Linked DNA regions of Mus musculus: region 1 is linked to region 2. Evidence: chromatin loops called from intact Hi-C (ENCODE). Cell type or tissue: heart. All regions are shown on one strand. Each heading gives the region's core, and the rest is flanking DNA. Links, peaks and the distances in the headings are about the cores only. Region 1 holds the start of Cemip2 (cell migration inducing hyaluronidase 2). Region 2 overlaps Cemip2 (cell migration inducing hyaluronidase 2).

The links. Hi-C counts contacts between places; a loop is a spot of excess contacts. Peaks named below come from ENCODE experiments on the same cell type or tissue, not always from the same donor. Only the 100,000 strongest peaks of a DNase experiment are listed, where the experiment ranks them.
Region 1: a loop joins it to region 2, with 4 times the contacts of the local background. A loop is called at or near these places in 3 of 42 quality-filtered maps.

The regions. Positions count from the first base shown.
Region 1 is chr19:21,776,476-21,779,379 of GRCm38, reverse strand. Cemip2 (cell migration inducing hyaluronidase 2) reads right to left here and starts at 1,040. Exons shown (of 24, transcript NM_001033759.2): 1 at 594-1,040. In heart, for the core only: CTCF peaks have their summits at 1,170 and 1,783 (motif pointing left); DNase peaks (open chromatin) are centred at 1,079 and 1,869; H3K4me3 peaks cover 2,102 bases; H3K27ac peaks cover 1,985 bases.
Region 2 is chr19:21,853,345-21,856,248 of GRCm38, reverse strand. Cemip2 (cell migration inducing hyaluronidase 2) reads right to left here. Exons shown (of 24, transcript NM_001033759.2): 23 at 487-590; 24 at 1-94. Among named protein-coding and RNA genes, the nearest start is that of Cemip2, 76 kb to the right of the region's middle. In heart, for the core only: a CTCF peak has its summit at 1,235 (motif pointing left); no DNase peak of the experiment used is centred there.

The DNA.
Region 1 (2,904 bases), core at 122-2,621, 77 kb after region 2:
TCTGCCAAGGAACTGTGGTGAGTGAGGTCCTGTGCTAAAAACTGGTCCCCAGCTTTAAAGATGCCCAGATTCTGAAACTGCGCCTTACCACACGGAGCAGGGTCACACCAACTCAGGGGAACAGTAGGAGACAAAGATCCACACTCCCCCCCAAACTTTACACAAGCGTGCTCTTGTAGACGCCAAGGCTCCACAATGCACATTCCATCAATCTTTCACTGCGGTCCGCGTCCCCCACGCAGCCTTTCCAGAAACTTTAGGGCTGTTCACACCGACTTTAAAAGACCCATTGTTAACCTCCCCGGGAACACAAAGTGGATGAAAAGGGGATCAAACCTCTATTCCTAAGGACCCCTTTTCATGGAAGAAGGTTGAGTCTCGGGGCGCTATGTATGGGAGAACTCCGGCGGGAAGGCGCCGGCAAAGGCGGACGCTGGAACCCACAGGATGTTGTGCTTCTCGGCAAAAAAACGCCAGCACAGGGACAGCCAGGCCTCCAGGACGCCAAGGTGCGCAAGTCGGGTCTGCGCCCTCCGGGCCCTTGGGACCGCCAAGGAGGCGGGGCTGGGCACCCGGGACTAGAGGAGCCTTACCTTCCCCTCCCCCTCCTGGCGTCGGTCTACTCAGGTGTCTACGCGATGGCCAGAGGAGCAGGAGCGGGAGCAGAGCTCCTGGAGTCCCCGCGTGCAGATCTCCTCTCCATGGCCAGGAACCCGCGTCCCGCTGCCGCTCTGAATTCAGCGGCAACCTACGCCGGAGGAGAAGCAGTCGGGGCCGGGGAGTAACGCTCCTCCCTCCGCCTTCGCGGCCACCTCCTCCAGCCAGCCCGGCTTGGCGCTCTTGGATCCTTCCCTCCCGGAGGAAGAGGAGGGGAATCGCCGTCCGGGCGGCGCGAGCCTGTGCGGCTCCGAGACAATAGCGGCAGGCAGGGCGCGTTCCCGAGCCGCGCAGGTCCCCGGTTCGGCGGGCGCCGCGGCTCGCTAGGGTCCCTCTAATCAGCCTCCGGCCACACAAGCGCCGGCTCGGCTGGGCCGAGAGTGCTGCGGATTGGGCAGGCGGCCCCGAGCTAGGGAGGCGGGTCAAAGGCGGGGTGGGCGGGGCCTGTTGTCAGAGGGACGAGACCTGCGGAGGCTCCGCCCACCACAAGCTGCAGACGAAGGCTCAGCGCCTCCAGCTGCCTTCAGCAGGAAGGACGCCCGCCAACACCGTCGGCGGCCAGGGTTTCCCAGCGGCTCCTTGACCTTCGGCTACAGATGACTACCTGGGAGTTCAGGAAAAGCAGCGGGCCTGAACCTGAGTCTGTGTACCTCATCATCCCAGCTGAGTCTGATACTGCTTTTTTTGTCACCTCTTGACAAAGTCGACCTGAGCCTGCACCCCTCATCACTCGAAACTGAACCTGCATCTTCTCGGGTCTAGCCAGGCTGCTGAACCCCTATTACCACCACCACCACCACCCCACACACACACACACACACCACCACCACCACCACCACCACCACCACCACCACCCACACACACACACACACCACCACCACCACCACCACCACCACCACCCCTGAGACACACACACACAGGGTTGAACTCTTTTCTCTTCCTTTATCATCCAATAGCTGAGTTCGACATCTTTTATCGCTCCGGAATGAAGCTGACTCGGCATAGCAGTATATTCCCCCAATAATATCCCGCAAGCCCCCCACCTCACTCAAAACTTTCTGAGCCTCGGGTCCTGGCGCCTCGACTGCCCCCACCTGGCCAACAAGGAAGCTGGATTCGTAGCCCTCTCAGCAGAGTCAGTGTGTTCTTGACTTCAGACCGTTGTCCAGTTCTGGTTAGGAGCTTGGAGCAGCCCCAGCATCTCACACTAAGGCCAGAATAAATATACCTAGGCCTGGTCACGCCTTCTGGCCACGCTACTCTAGAGTGGCTGAAGCTTGCAGGAGGCGGAGATGCAACACTGAAAACCAATCCTCAGCCCACCCTACTGCAGAATATACTGGCCGGGTGGCATGAGTAGCCCTGCCACCACCCGGTCCCCTGGAGGAAGTTGCTCTGGCAGAGGAAAAGCCTTTCCTGCAGCAAAGGGCGCGACCTGGCTTGGTCCGTCAGACCACGAGGTCAGGAGCTAATGACAGCTGCCAGATTGCCAAATCCGGACAGTCATCATCCTCTATTTAATTCGGAGTTGGACGTGTCGCCTCTGGGGAACTGTTTCATTGAATACTGTACAGGCAGGATTGTTCATTTTTCAGGCTCACTGTTGTTTGTCTGTCTGTTTGTTTATTTGTTTGTTTTCTCCCCCTTCCAGTAAAAATTCAACCGTGTAGCTATGATACACCAGCAGACAGAAAAAGGAATACCCTATTTCCAAGGTTTGGTTTAGGACTTGGTAGAACTGAACCAATGTTTCCAGACTGGGGCTAATAAGAATCCCCTGAGATCCTAAAAAACTTGGAAATGCCTCAACAAAGCTCTATGGACTGAGTCAGAGGAGTCTGCAAATGTAAATTTTGGCAATGCTTCTGGACCGAACCCACAGTTAACTAAAACCTTGGAAAGATGCAGAAGGAGAAGCTCCAGAGACATCTGAGCCGTCACAAAATCCTTACCCATCTGCCATCTCCAGCCCCAGTCCCTCTTTAGAAGAGAAAAGGGGAGGACTTAACATAATAGAGCAGATGATTCTCTATGACAAACTGCAAAGGAGGAAGGACTCTTAAGGTGGCCTCAATGGGACATGTTTAGAACTCAAGAAGGGAGGATGGGGGCTGGAGATATGGCTTGGGCTCCTCTTCCAGAGGATCCAGATTTGATTCCCAGAAACCTACAGGGCAGCTCATGACTGTCTCTAATTCCAGCTCCAGGGGATCCAATGCCCTCTTCCGACCTCAATGGTAGGTACAC
Region 2 (2,904 bases), core at 107-2,606:
TCAAGCACTCCGAGGCCCTGCTCATCGGGACTGGTGAACAGCTTCGTCCATGACGGTGCGAAGTTTCCGCTGAATCCCAAAAATACGACACTACCTATAAAAAGAGAGGGAGAGAAAAGTTAAAGTGTATAGCTATTTCCTACAAGATAACGAGGGAAATGAGTCAGAGTTGAACAAAACAAAGACAGGATTTTTTATATTTATATGTGTGTATATATATATATAATTATAAATACAGATATAGATTTAAAAAAAAAAAAACACCTGCACACCTGCACTTCCTTACATCAACAATGAACTCCTGCCTCCCAAATGACAAGCCATATCCCAACACACTTTCTTTGACACAGTCCTTTATCAAGAAACAATTTTTACAATGCTCACTGCGGGCAGAGCTCATGAGAATAGTCTAGCACACAAACACCACCAAAAAGATACATTCACTGCAGCATCATAGGGTCATCCCAGGATACTGCCAATACAAACCTTTGCTGTACAGATGTGCTGGCTTGGCCAGTCCCAGAACTGCTAATGAATCCGAGATATTCAGCTGCTTAATTTCTCCTCTTGTGCTCAACAGAACGATTGACCTGTGGGGTCCAAGTTAGACAATCAGCACGGAGGCGGGTCACACAGCATGGCATACCAGATAAAGGCAAATTTGGAAAGGAAAACAGAGAGATGCCTTTCAGCCCGACACAAGTCCCAATTCCCTGCTGCAAAGGGAACTACTTCTCATGTTCTTGGAAGGGTGATAACACAGGGAAACCCACAAGAGTCACGTAGGCATGAGGGCAGGCTGGAAGCCAGCCTTCCAGGGTTAGTGTACTCAGTGGAGAGTGGTCTCAGTTTCTCTTGGGTGCTCTACTGCTATCTGTGTCAACACCTCTATGATGAATAGGTGAACAGGAACTCAAAATGGAAAGATAAAAGCGGGGGTGCCGACCAGTACAGTGTTGGTCTAGCATAGAGAGGGGCCCTAGACTTCCCAGAGCTACCATAACAGTAACAAATAAATAACAACAAATTACGATGCTCTCGATGGTTTAAAACTTGTTTTTATTTGTTTCTTTGTTTTAATTGCCATCTTTAGGGCTACTGAGAAGGCTCAGCAGTTGAGAGCAGTTGCTGTCCCTGGACCAGAGGACCAGGGTTTGATATCCAGCACCTACTTGGCAGCTCACAACCACTTGCAACTCCAGCTCTAATGTATCTGATGCCCTCTTCTGGTCTCTGAAGGCACCAGGCACACACGTACATATGAAAAATAGTAAAATTTAAAAAAAAAATTGTCATCTTCACTGTACAATAAATCAACACAATACTTAAGAGCTGTTTGTGGATTCCTGCTTTCTTTGCTGGTAGAGACTCTATGGCTCCAAGGTTTATTTTAGTATCTGACCAACAAGCTTATTGTATTGGTATAATTTCTTTAAAAAAAAAAAAAAAAACAGCACTCTTGGAAGTGGACTGCAGTACCAGCTGCCAAGTACAACAGGAAAGCACACTGTTTACTCCCTGTTATAGAAAAATGTGCGACCTTCATAATTTACTTTAGTTAGGGGCATCTTATAGTGTTGATTTCCATTCAGAAAAAGAATCCCTCTTTTGAACTCTGGCTGTGATTCCTTTAGCAATGCAAATCCTTCATGTGGGATTTGACACGTGCTGAAGACTGGGGTGAGGCTGTGGGCTCTTGGTTGCAGTCTTCCTAAAGCAGTGGTGACTAGACTCAGAATAACTACAGAGGACTAGCCACAGCAGCCCTGCAGATCTCAACTTCTTCATAGGATGGAATTATCCAGCTTATCTGGAAAAGTCCTTAACACTCACATATACACCCATGCTATAACATAACTTCTGTTTCTTTGCTTTTGAGAAAGGGCCTCATTTTGAAAGCCTGTCTGGCTGGAACTTGCTAGGTAGACCTTACAGTGACCCTCTGTCTCTGCTGAGATTATAAACATTATAAACATGTTCCTGTACCCCTGGTTCCTGCCCTATAACTTCTCAACACTGTTACAATGCAGTATACATACACAGCAATCCTAGGGTCCAACACACAAGCTTCAGAATGAAGACTAAAGAGCCATATAGCCGGGGCTGGAGAGATGGCTCACCAGTTAAGAGCACTGACTGTTCTTCCAGGGATCCTGAGTTCAATTCCCAGCAACCACATGGTGGCTCACAACCATCTGTAATGGGGTCTGATGCCCTCTTCTAGTATGTCTGAAGACTGTAACAGTGTACTCATAGACATACAATAAATAGATACATCTTTAAAAAAAAAAGAGCAATATAGCCAGCAGCCAGAGGGAGAAGAGCTTACTCTAAAAAGCCTCTCCTTGGGTAGAGGTTTTTAAATCTTCGGTGTACAGGGTGCCTTGCAAAATTGTGTTTTCTAATATTTACGGTAAGATTTACATCCTAGGTTATTTGAAGAAAAGTGAGTAGATAGGTTTTTAAACATTGAGAAGAATCTTTAAAGAGCTCAGAAACCTCAGAAAGGAATTCTCTAAAACTATCTGAACCATGAGACAGACCTACAGTTGCTCCTCTTATCCACGGGGTCTGCACACATAAATTTAACGGGCGGCTCATCAGAACTATTCATGAAAAAGCACCAAGCACCACCCGAACGGTGCAGTGGGCGAAGCTGCCTGCCGTGCCACGCCCGATAGCCTGACGTCAATTCCCAGAACCCACATGGTAGACAGAGAAAAACAGTCCTGCAAGATATTCTCTCATCTCTGCGTGCACCTTGGCATGCACGGGCCCACATTCCATCATATATATACAGAGTAAGCATAATGAAAAGGGGGGTGGGGTCTGCACGTGTTCTGAGTATAAACAGACGTCTTCCCTTATCACTGTCCCCAAACAATACAATATAGCAAGTATTTA